2 separate regions of the Homo sapiens genome follow, and region 1 is linked to region 2. The links are chromatin loops, found by intact Hi-C in ENCODE. Cell type or tissue: GM12878. All regions are shown on one strand. Links, peaks and the distances in the headings refer to the core of each region. The heading gives the core; the rest is flanking DNA. Region 1 has its middle 750 kb from the start of MIR548AB. Region 2 overlaps LOC105374021 (a long non-coding RNA gene).

What was found. Peaks named below come from ENCODE experiments on the same cell type or tissue, not always from the same donor. Only the 100,000 strongest peaks of a DNase experiment are listed, where the experiment ranks them.
Region 1: a loop joins it to region 2, with 2.8 times the contacts of the local background. A loop is called at or near these places in 1 of 110 quality-filtered maps.

The regions. Positions count from the first base shown.
Region 1 is chr3:104,274,258-104,279,638 of GRCh38, forward strand. No RefSeq gene overlaps it. Among named protein-coding and RNA genes, the nearest start is that of MIR548AB, 750 kb to the left of the region's middle. In GM12878, for the core only: no CTCF peak of the experiment used is centred there; no DNase peak of the experiment used is centred there.
Region 2 is chr3:104,518,980-104,524,360 of GRCh38, forward strand. It overlaps LOC105374021 (a long non-coding RNA gene), which reads right to left. Exons shown (of 6, transcript XR_007096271.1): 4 at 4,270-4,410; 5 at 3,690-3,816; 6 at 1-1,657. Among named protein-coding and RNA genes, the nearest start is that of ALCAM, 850 kb to the right of the region's middle. RefSeq lists enhancers at 2,806-3,085, 3,582-4,781. In GM12878, for the core only: no CTCF peak of the experiment used is centred there; DNase peaks (open chromatin) are centred at 302, 1,452, 3,172 and 4,397; H3K4me3 peaks cover 4,255 bases; H3K27ac peaks cover 4,931 bases.

The DNA.
Region 1 (5,381 bases), core at 237-5,236, 240 kb before region 2:
TGGGTTTTTATCTTCAAGTATCTGTGAGGTGGGTGATCCTTTTCTCTTAAGATCCCAAGATAAACTTGGAGCTCCTGGACTTGTTAGAAGGTGATATTCTTTACTGAACAGGGACTAAGAACCCTGTGCAGGGACTGTGTAGACAAGATATGAGGTCAGTTCTCTCCAAGAGACTTTTATTGGCTCTGCACATCAAGCTTGATTCCGTAAGTGGAGACCCACCCTTCCATTCAAAGCCTTGGTAAAATAAACAGTTTTTCCAATTGTGTCCTGTTGAGAAAAAATAGATTCTTATTGCACTGATGCAAACTATTATATTGCAATAAGTTAAGAGTACTCACAGATAGTTTCCAAATTCTCCAAGAACCGGGAAGAAAGGAACAAACATGCTCCAGATTTTGTTAACAGTAGTACACCTTACTCAATTATTAAAGACTATAAATAGTTCAAAATGAGTTTCCTTAACTGAAAAATAAAATAAGGATCAGCAGTATTCCAACTAAAAGTAAAAAAGGTTGCATTAACTTTCTGAATGCAGTCCATTTAGTTACCTCTTGTTTTGCTTGACATTCATGAACATTTCAGTTCTTCGTGAGTCTTGTACATTCTTTCTCTATACCAATGTTACAATCTTCAAAGCTATTAAAAACCTGCATTTGAGAACACCTGTTAAAGTTCTATAGCTTGATTATAAACCATCTTTTGAGAAGGAACAAAGCAAGACAATTGTCTGTGAATCACAAAATTTCCATGGTAGTTATAATTAAAATATGACTGACAAAGAAGTTTAGTTATCTCCATGGTTTACAATAACTTTAACCTTAATTATGATTGATAGCATTTACTTAGACATTAGAATATTAGTAATCCCATACAATTTTGAAACATATATTTGTATTATTCACCAATATATAACCTAAAGAAGATTGGACATCATTTTGGCAATCTCATGTGACTAAACATGTCAAATAATCCTGTTTACCACTTCTCTGGATATTTCAGGGGCCCTCTGAACAATCCAGAAAGATAGACATTAGGAAAGACAATTTTGAAACTTGAAGTTTGATTTTGGGAAGCCCATTAAATGTTAGAGGTTTAAAACACTTGGTGTTATGAAATAGAATTGCATATTATCATAAATTATTTACTTTGTAGAAATTATGATTCAAAAAGCAAAAAATCCTTTTATTACCCTTTACTATTGCATGAAAATCCTGTTCAAAGCCAAATTTTATACTTGTATTAGTTTATTAATATTAACCCTCATTCTTAAATAAAATCTCATAGACAATTCCATCTAATCTTAACCAATTTGACCATGAGGTGAAATCTTTACAAGCCCTTAGTAACCCCTTTTGCTAAAGGACAGATTAGTGTATTAAGACAGCCTTGTTGTGCTTTTATTTATGTTCAGTTTATGAAAAGACTATGTAATACCCTTTTGAATTTAGTTAATGGTTACACATTTTTTGCAAGATTAATTTTTACAATCTTTTCACAATTTACTTAAACTTTAAGCTGTACCTTATTAAATTTAAGATAGTCCCTTATAACTGGGCAAAATTTACATTTCCATGCTTTCTTATAATCTTTTACTAAGAAGCACATGTTACTGTTTTTATATGTCTTGCATGTAAAACTGTTTAATGATCTCAAATACATGTTGCACTGTTAACTCTTAGCAACTTTTGCTTTTGGTGAGAAACCTGGTTAGTAAGTGATTTTAATTATGCACCAGCTTAAAGATTAAAGTCACATGAACTAAAAAATGTTTGATTTAAATGCTTATTTTTAAGGCAATTAATTTGAGCTCTTTTATAGACATTACAGATAACACATATATACCAACACAAACACAAACAGACAGAAGATTCAGCACTTGTAAGATTTTTCATTTACTACTTTCTTAATTGGTACTGGCTTCAGGGTGGAGCCTTTGGAGAAATAGGGCCAGGGAGCATGCATTTTAGGGCCTAATAAGCATAGACAGCTGAAGGCAAAGACAGATCCCTAAAAGTAAGGGTGAAAATTTATATTGGATTTTGGATCCCCAAAAGGAGGGAGAAAGTATGGGAGAATACAGTGTAGTGCTTCTGCCATGCATTTCATTACAAGGCAACCCGAAGCCAATCTGCTTATTTTGTTATCAGCCCATCCCCCATGGTAGTCTCATCTCTCAGTGTGGGTTGAGTATGTGTCCATATGTTTCTGGTGACCAAGAGCATGCTTCTCTGATTTATAACCACTCTTAGCCATCCCTTAAAGTGTATTTTCTACCAGTTATTACATATCAAAGTTCTCTCCTAGTGTGAAGTAATTTGATACCCTCAAAACTAAAAACTGTCAGATAATGCAAAACAGAACAGAGCCTTTAATTTTGAGAAAGACCTATCTGCTTTTAATTCCTTGGGTTTCCTGGGGGAAAACAGAGGGCTTTTGTTTTGTTTTGTTTCAAAACTAGGTCTGTGGTGCCTTCTCTGTTTTTTACAAGGAGTCCCAGGTTACCAGAAGTTATCTTAAAGCCTCTCGTCTGTGCATTAAGAGTGAAAAGACAAAAAATGGAGAAAATAATTCAGTCAACTGAGAAGAAAAAAAACTTTGTCCAAAAAAACAGGATCCAAGGAGAGAAAAACATGAAGGTCTTTTAAATACACCTATAACTAGAATATCCACTTTTAGTTAAGCTGAGCACTATTTAAGAAAATCCTTTTAAATCCCCTGTTACTCAACTTTAACCAGGCCAAGTAGTTAAGATATTTGGATTTTGAAATTTACAAAAAGTAACCTCACAAGTGAAACCAACAAACCTTGATTAGGTTATGACTTAACCATGAGTGTGCGAGGTATTTTCAAAGGGGTGATGTGCAGCATTTGAAATCATCACTACAAAATTGTGATGGAGATAGTGAAAGACATCCAACCTAAGCAACTCCATTTTGTTTCCAGCTCCCAAGATGTCCTTGCCTATCCCTGGGCATAGGCTGAACCAACTTTGGGAGGAGCCTGGTTTACAGTTCATAGTCTAAAACAAAGATGATAACAGCCCCTTCTTAAGATATACTTCCTTCTTGCCCAGGGACCAGATCAAGAAACTAGCCACAAGATTAAAAACCATGGCCCAGGAGCCACGCTGATGGAGGCTACAAGACTCTGATCCTCCCTCAACTGCTCTCAAGGTCAGTGCTTAAGATATTTTGTAAGCCCTATGCTTGATGGATTAGCTTGCACCACCCAGATTGATAAATTGGCTTATCTGATTTTGTGGCCCTCATCCAGAAACTAACTTAGCACAATAAGACAGCCAACATTTTAAAATGGTAGAAGCTAAAACAAAGTATTGCCACGTGGTTACAGGTCATGTTCCCAAGGACATGAAACAAGATGGAAGCCTGTGGCCAAGTTCATTATTATCATTTTGTTGGGCTGATTTGAACAGCAGGCGTATGAGGTCCGGGGCTTGCATCCTAACCTAAGATACCCTTTCTTTTGACAAAACCATACAGAAAGACACACAAAGCACACCAGATTGGCTACATCTTAAGACCAACCTCAGAAATCCTTTTTCATTAATTAAAACTTTACAGACAATAAACAATGATCCTCATTATCCCTTTTACTGGTTTGCACAGTGAGTGAGAAGCCAAAAGCCTGACTTTTAAGAAGTTTTTACCCTTTTGCTGGCATGTCAGGCTTTTGGGTTCCCTTCCTCCAGCTCAACTCTAAGCCAAGCATTTTAAGGTTTGGAAAATTAAACTTTCCCAGATTGGAAGAACATTATAAAAGAACCATTTAAACTGTGTAAGAAGGAAAAACACCAAGGACCTCAGTTAAATTGTGGAAACTTTCTAGATACCTATCAGGGTCATCAGAAAATCAGCCTAAGTCTCCTTTTATTTGCCTAAGTTCCTGTAATGAGAAGGGAACTTGAAGGGGCTCCAAAAAAAGGGTGTTCCTTACCTGGTTCCTCAGATTGTTAGAGTTGCTTCTCTAATTTTGGGGAGCCATTCTGTTTGGGCCTGCCCAAAATGATTACTATACAAAGCTGGGTTGATTGATCTTACATTAGCAAAGATTTAGTAAAAATGTCATGCCCTTGTGCAAAAGAAAGTGAGTGTTTTTTTCTTCAAAGTCCTGAGATTAAGAAAGTTCCAGTGTTTCAGAGTGCACTCCAGAGGGGTGCAAGCTGAAGATAATCTGTTACCCATCTAGAAATAGAAGTGAGAGAAATCGTCCCTTTGGTCTCCTTCCCTTCCACATGTGACCCAGGGTGGAGAAGAAAACAGTGATGGTGTCCCCCCGGCCATTTTTCCACCCTGGTTCCTGGGTCTTGGGACCCTGTTAAATGTGCTGCCCATCGTTGTAGGCATGACCCTCCAAGTCATGGAACCAAGAAATTAGACTTCTGGGCATAGTCACACTTACCCAAGTAGCCCTAGTCCTCTGTCTATTATCTCCCTTTGACTTTGTAGACTTGTGTGACCTGTGTGCCTCCCTCTCCCCCCAAAAAAAACAAAAAAAATAAAGGATCTTGGGAAAGACTATATAAAAGGCAAGACTCCTTTAATGGAGGGGATATGCTAGATTGCCTCCCATTATGGCCCATGCCAAAGTGTTTAAACTTAGAAAAATGGTTCCAGTTTACTTCTGGGCTTAAAAATCCCCTTACTAATTAGTAAGGGGAGACAGAATAGGTGCCTTAAAGGGATGCGGGGACCTAATGTTGATTTTCTTGCTGATGGGACAGTATCGGGACTAAAATTTGGCTGTGAAGGACATTTTAATTCTAATAATTGAAAGCAGAGTGTTTCCATTCACAAAAGTAGCATAAAACCTAGTTTTCAGTAGATAAGCGCAAAAACGGAAAATTGTGTATGTGTAATGTACCACAGAGAACCAACAATGTGTCCTATGAGGAGTATTTCTATTTTCATTAGGTGGCCCTGTTGACCTTAAAACACCATGTGTTCTCTAGACAGAGTGACCTTGACATGCCATGTGCTCTCCAGGCCAAGGGCAGAGAGAGACCTGGAAATGTCATGTGCTGTCCAGACCAAGGGCAGAGAGAAACATGGCAATACCATGTATTCTCTAGACTGAGAGAGAGAGAGAGAGAGACAGAGAGAGAGAGAGAGACTGTTGAGGGGGTGAGGGTGGCAGAAATCCTGTTCCTAGAAAATCACAAAGATGCCTTCCCTTGAGCTATATCCTGGGTTACTATGATAATCCCTGATCTTGTCAAATAGGATTACTTCCCTAGGCTATAAAAACTCCCACACATTCAATGCACAGAGAGAGTAAGAGACCGTGGATAGAAAAATAAGGAAAATTTTGTGACAGGATAGCTGAGGATTCTTTAACAACACCCAGAGTGGGCTGTTGGA
Region 2 (5,381 bases), core at 110-5,109:
TTCTTGGGATAACATTACTATTGTAAAACCTAAGATCAATGTTTGAGATATTTTGCAGACCCTGCACTTGATGGATCAGCTAGCACTACCCAGATCCAAAAACTGGCTCATCTGGTCTTGTGGCCCCCACACAGGAACAGATTCAGCACAAGAGAACAGCTTCAACTCCCTAGGATTTCACCTCTGACCCAACCAATCAGCAATCCCCACTTTCTGACCCTCTACCCACCGAACTATCTACAAAAACCCTGATCCTCATGTTTCCAGAAAGATTGATTTGAGTAATAATGAAACTCTGGTCTCCTGTACAGCCAGCTCTGTGTAAATGAAACTCTTTCTCTATTGCAATTTCCCTGTCTTGATAAATCGGTTCTGTCTAGGCAAGGTGAACCTATTGGGCGGTTACATACAGATGAACCTAAAAGACAATTCGGAAGCCTGTTTCAAATAACTGTCTGATTGTCAGTTGGGTCTGACTTAGTCATATACCTGAGTCTTTTCTTACCTAAGCATGCAAAGAAATGAAGAAGGTAGAAAGTAAGAATTTGCCTTCTGCCGTAATAACTGGTTGCTGTAACATTGTTAGTTACCTTTAAAATTGTAGCTCTTACCAGTGACTTGTCAGTTATAAAGCAAGCCTTGGTACTCCACCTCCTAAGAGCCAGGAGATTAGGGAGCTTCATATGAAAGATAATAGAGCCTTGGACCTGAGAGGAACTGACTTCTCACTCTTAAGGCTTCGTGAGGAGGAAAAAGAGGGTCAGTGGCACCTTTTCTTCCTTCCTCAAAGAGTATCAAGATGACAAAAGAAATGGGGGCAGAGGTAAAAGGAAGAACAAATCCTAAAGCAGCAAACTGGGGAGTTTTCAAAAAGGTCGATAAAGTTTTATATTATTCTCAGCAGAAATCATGCCAACAAAAAAGGAAGTAGACAGAGGAACGAACATATAATTAAAAGGAGCTTCTGTGGACTAAAAGAAATTCCATAGTAGAAACAGGATCCAAAACAGAAAAAGCAGGGAGGCTTTTAAAAAAATTGTAGCCTGAATATCAGCTTTTAATTAAGTTAATTTTTGACCATAAAGCTCTTAAAAAAGAAATCTTTAAATATCTCATTAGAGGTTTTAGCCAAACAAACAGCAAACACTTCTGTTTCCTGGCTTTTCTTTCCTTGAAATTTGCATTTAAAAAGGAATTATTTCTCAGGTAAGACTGGAGAGAGAATTTACATCTCAAAAGACAAAGAAATAATGGAAGTTTTTAGAAGTTCAGGGTAATTACTAATCAAATTTCTTCTTTTGAATATAAAATTTCCTGTTAGCTCAAATGAGAATGCAGGAAGCAAACAGAAAAAGGAAAAGTTAAAAAAAAAATTATTCTCTGAATATAAACCAAAATCTTAACTAAAGATATATTTAACAAGTGACTCAAGACCAAACTACGTAGCCTCTCTATGGTTGTAACCAAGGACTCCAAAGACGAAACAGAAAGACGAAGTTCTTCCAAGATTCAGACCACTCCCACAGACCAGCCAAAAAATCAAAACTTCACTAGCTGCAAATGAGGTATAACTCACATTTCTGTTTGGCTATATTCTTGGGGCTCCTAAACTTTTGGTTGTCCACCTGTGCATGAAGGCCAGATCATTTCATATGACCTGGATAGATAAAACATCAAAATAAGAGATCAATCAATAAGAAAAAAAACAACAACAAAAACAAAACAAAACAAAACAAAAAAACCAGAAAAATAAGTCATCCACATTAGGGTTTTAGGAGCAGAACATATCCAAGTCACACAGCACCAATGCATGTTCCCGGCAGTAAATCTGTACTGGTCTGCCACAACCTCAATTCTTGCCTCCTCAGAAGAAATAATTCAACCCAGGAGGCATAAGGGGGAAAGAGACAAAGGCAAGATTTAGAGCAAGAGTGAAAGATTATTAAAAAGCTTGAAAGGCCAGGCAAAGTGGCTCACGCCTGTAAATCCCAGCACTTTGGGAGGGCTGATCACTTGAGGATCAGGAGTTGAAGACCAGCCTGGCCAACATGGTGAAACCCTGTCTCTACTGGGTGTGGTGGTGCACACCTGTAATCCCAGCTACTCGGGAGGCTGAGGCAGGAGAATGGCGTGAACCCAGGAGGCGGAGGTTGCAGTGAGCTGAGATCGTGCCTCTGCACTCCAGCCTGGGCGACAGAGCGAGACTCCATCTCAAAAAATAAATAAATAAATAAAATAAAGGGGGTTTAAAGTAGGAATGAAAGGAAGTACACTTGGAAGAGGGCCAACGGGGCAACTTGAGAGATCAAGTGTGCGGTTTGACCTTTTGACTTTGGGTTTTGTAAGTTGAGATGCTTCCAGAATCTTGCATTCATTCCCCCCCGATTCTTCCCCTGGGGTGGGCTGTCTATATGTGCAGTGGCCTGTCAGCACTTGGGAGGGGAGCAGGCACAGTGTGTTTACTAGAGTTGTATGCATGCATACACTTGAGGCGTTCTTCCCTTATCAGTCAAATGTCCCTAGAAAGTCATATACCAGTTAAACTCTGCCATTTTGCTTCTTAATGTGCATGATTGAGCCAACTCCTCCAAATCCTGACATCTTGTCAGGAAGCTATTGATCACCAGTTTCAGGTGTTTCTGTTTATTCGGAGACTGCCTTTCCCTGGCACTGACTGTGAACAATTATTATTTTAGAGAGACAGTTAACAACTGCCTGATCATCACCTGATGGTCACCTGACATTCCTGGTGTGTGTGTCAGGGAGTTGGGGAAGCCCTTTCCTGCTCTCTTCATGTCTGATTAGCTACCTACCGTAACAAGGGGTGGGGATGTAGGGATCATTAATGAATGTCAAGAGTCATACAGATAGTTTCCAAATCTCCAAATGTGTACCTACTTCATCTGTGACTCAAAACTATTATAATAAGCCCTTTTATGGCTTAAAATCAATAAACACAAGAATTTCATTTCAAAAAGGGTACACGCAACTCCTCCCAATATTTAAAGCTCCTCCCAAAGATAGTGAGGGAAGAGAGAGACCTTCTCATATTGTTTTACATTGTTTCATACTCAGTACCTATTTTAAGAAGAAACAAGGAAGTGAAACCAAAGGCAGGCAGCCCGGCACCAGGCACCAGACCCAAAACCAGACCCGAAACCAGGCCTGGGCCTGCCTAGTAGCTAAAAATCAACTCATGCCTTAGCAACCGATGTTATCCATAGATTCCAGACATTGTATGGAAGAACATTGTGAAACTCTCTGCTCTGTTCTGTTTCACTCTGACTACTGGTGCATGAAGCCCCTGTCATGTACCCCCTAGATTGCTCAAATCAGTCACGACCCTTTCATGTGAAATCTTTAGTGTTGTAAGCCCTTAAAAGGGACAGAAATTGTGCACTTGGGGAGCTCGGATTTTAAGATGGTAGCTTGCCGATGCTCCCAGCTGAATAAAGCCCTTCCTTCTACAACTTGGTGTCTGAGGGGTTTTGTCTGCGGCTTGTCCTGCTACAATAGCTCAAGAAAGCAAAGTTGGGCTGGGCACAGTGGCTCATGCCTGTAATCCCAGCATTTTGGGAGGCCGAGGTGGGTGAATCACGAGGTCAGGAGATCGAGACCATCCTGGCCAACATGGTGAAACCCCGTCTCTACTAAAATACAAAAAATTAGCCAGGCACTGTGGCACGCACCTGTAGTCCCAGCTGCTGCTACTCCAGAGCCTGAGGCAGGGGAATCGCTTGAACCTGGGAGGCAGAGGTTGCAGTGAGCCAAGATCACACCACTATACTCCAGCCTGGCGACAGAGTAGGATTCCACCTAAAAAAAAAAAAGAAGAAGAAGAAGAAGAAAGCAAAGACATTAATTGTTAGGCAATGAAGGCTGAGATAACAAAGGCAATTTTTTTTTGAGAACCTACACATTTGGAAAAACAGACATTTCAGATTCCCAGCCTAGTATATGTCTGGCAAATATGCCCTCCTGGGTAGTGAAGACCAGAAAATAAATTTGGGGATTACAAAGCCAAGTTTCTCAAGACACAAAAACAAGATGAAAGGAGAAGCTTATTATGGTTTTTCTCCTTATACCAAACCACACAAAGGACAGAGACAAGAAAAACAAGGACCATTTTTGGATGTTTAAAGATTAATTATCAATAGGTATAAAACAAGTCCACAAGGGACACAAATTTAAAGAACTAACTTTTAAAAATATTTTCTCTCCTTTAAATTTAGAAAGAAGGAAACACGAAAATGGAGTTTCACCACTCACCTGACTAGTCCTAAGGCAGAAACCCAAGGAGGATTACTGGTAAGAAATTTCTTAACTTTTTCTTTCTTTTTGCTGGCGTCTGTCAGTTTCCGTGGTTTCTGGCTGCAGCCTCGGGTGTGGGCAGAGTGATTTGCTATAATCCTGCCAAAGATACCAAAACTGTAGAGAAGTTCAAATTTTCCCCCGAATGTTGAAGTCTGAGTCTGCTGAAATGAATTGACAATAGACAGATTAACAGGAGAAAAGGGATACAGATTTATCAATGTGCACATGGACACGAGAGGTCTATGAATATGAGATTGAAAGAAGAGCCAAATGACAAAGTTTTTATATTTTATAGAAAGAAATTGAGGCTTGGAGCATGGTGACAGGTTATGGGTGAGAGATGGGGAAAAAAGACTTGGTGACAAAGGCTGTCTTTTTATGCAGTTGAAGCCTCGCAGGTAGCAGCCCTCAGAGTAGACAGTAGTCTTTGGTAAAAGTTTCACTGTCAGGACTTTGTAAGTGTTAACGTTTTCATCTCCTTTTCTTGTGAGTTAATTTTTCCAAGATCCAGATAAGAATACCTTAATAAAAAGCCTCTGCATTTGCTATTTACTTTACTAATGAAAGTTTTCTCTACAGATGCAAATCTCCCCCACAAAGGATAGCTTCCAGAGCCATACTTGTGTCTGCAGTCCTTCTGAATAGCCATTTCAAAATATGCCAGAGAATTATATTTCGAGATGGCATATTTTAATTTTATTCTCTCTATATGATTATTAATCACTTTTTATGTTTAAAAAATGAAAAGCAACATAACAAGATTGTAAGTAAATACATTTTAAAATCTTTTGGAATACAAAAACTTATAACTCAACTTTAAAAAAATTAATTTAAATTCATAAAATTTAATCATAACTTAAAGTTATGATTTAAACTTAAAGTTAAGTTTTAAAACTTAAAAATATCTGGCCAGGTGCGGTGGCTTACGCCTGTAATCCCAGCACTTTGGAAGGCCGAGGCAGGCGGATCACCTGAGGTCAGGAGTTTGAGACCAGCTTGTCCAACATGGCGAAACCCTGTCTCTACTAAAAGTACAAAACTTAGCCAGGCGTGGTGGCCGGTAGCTG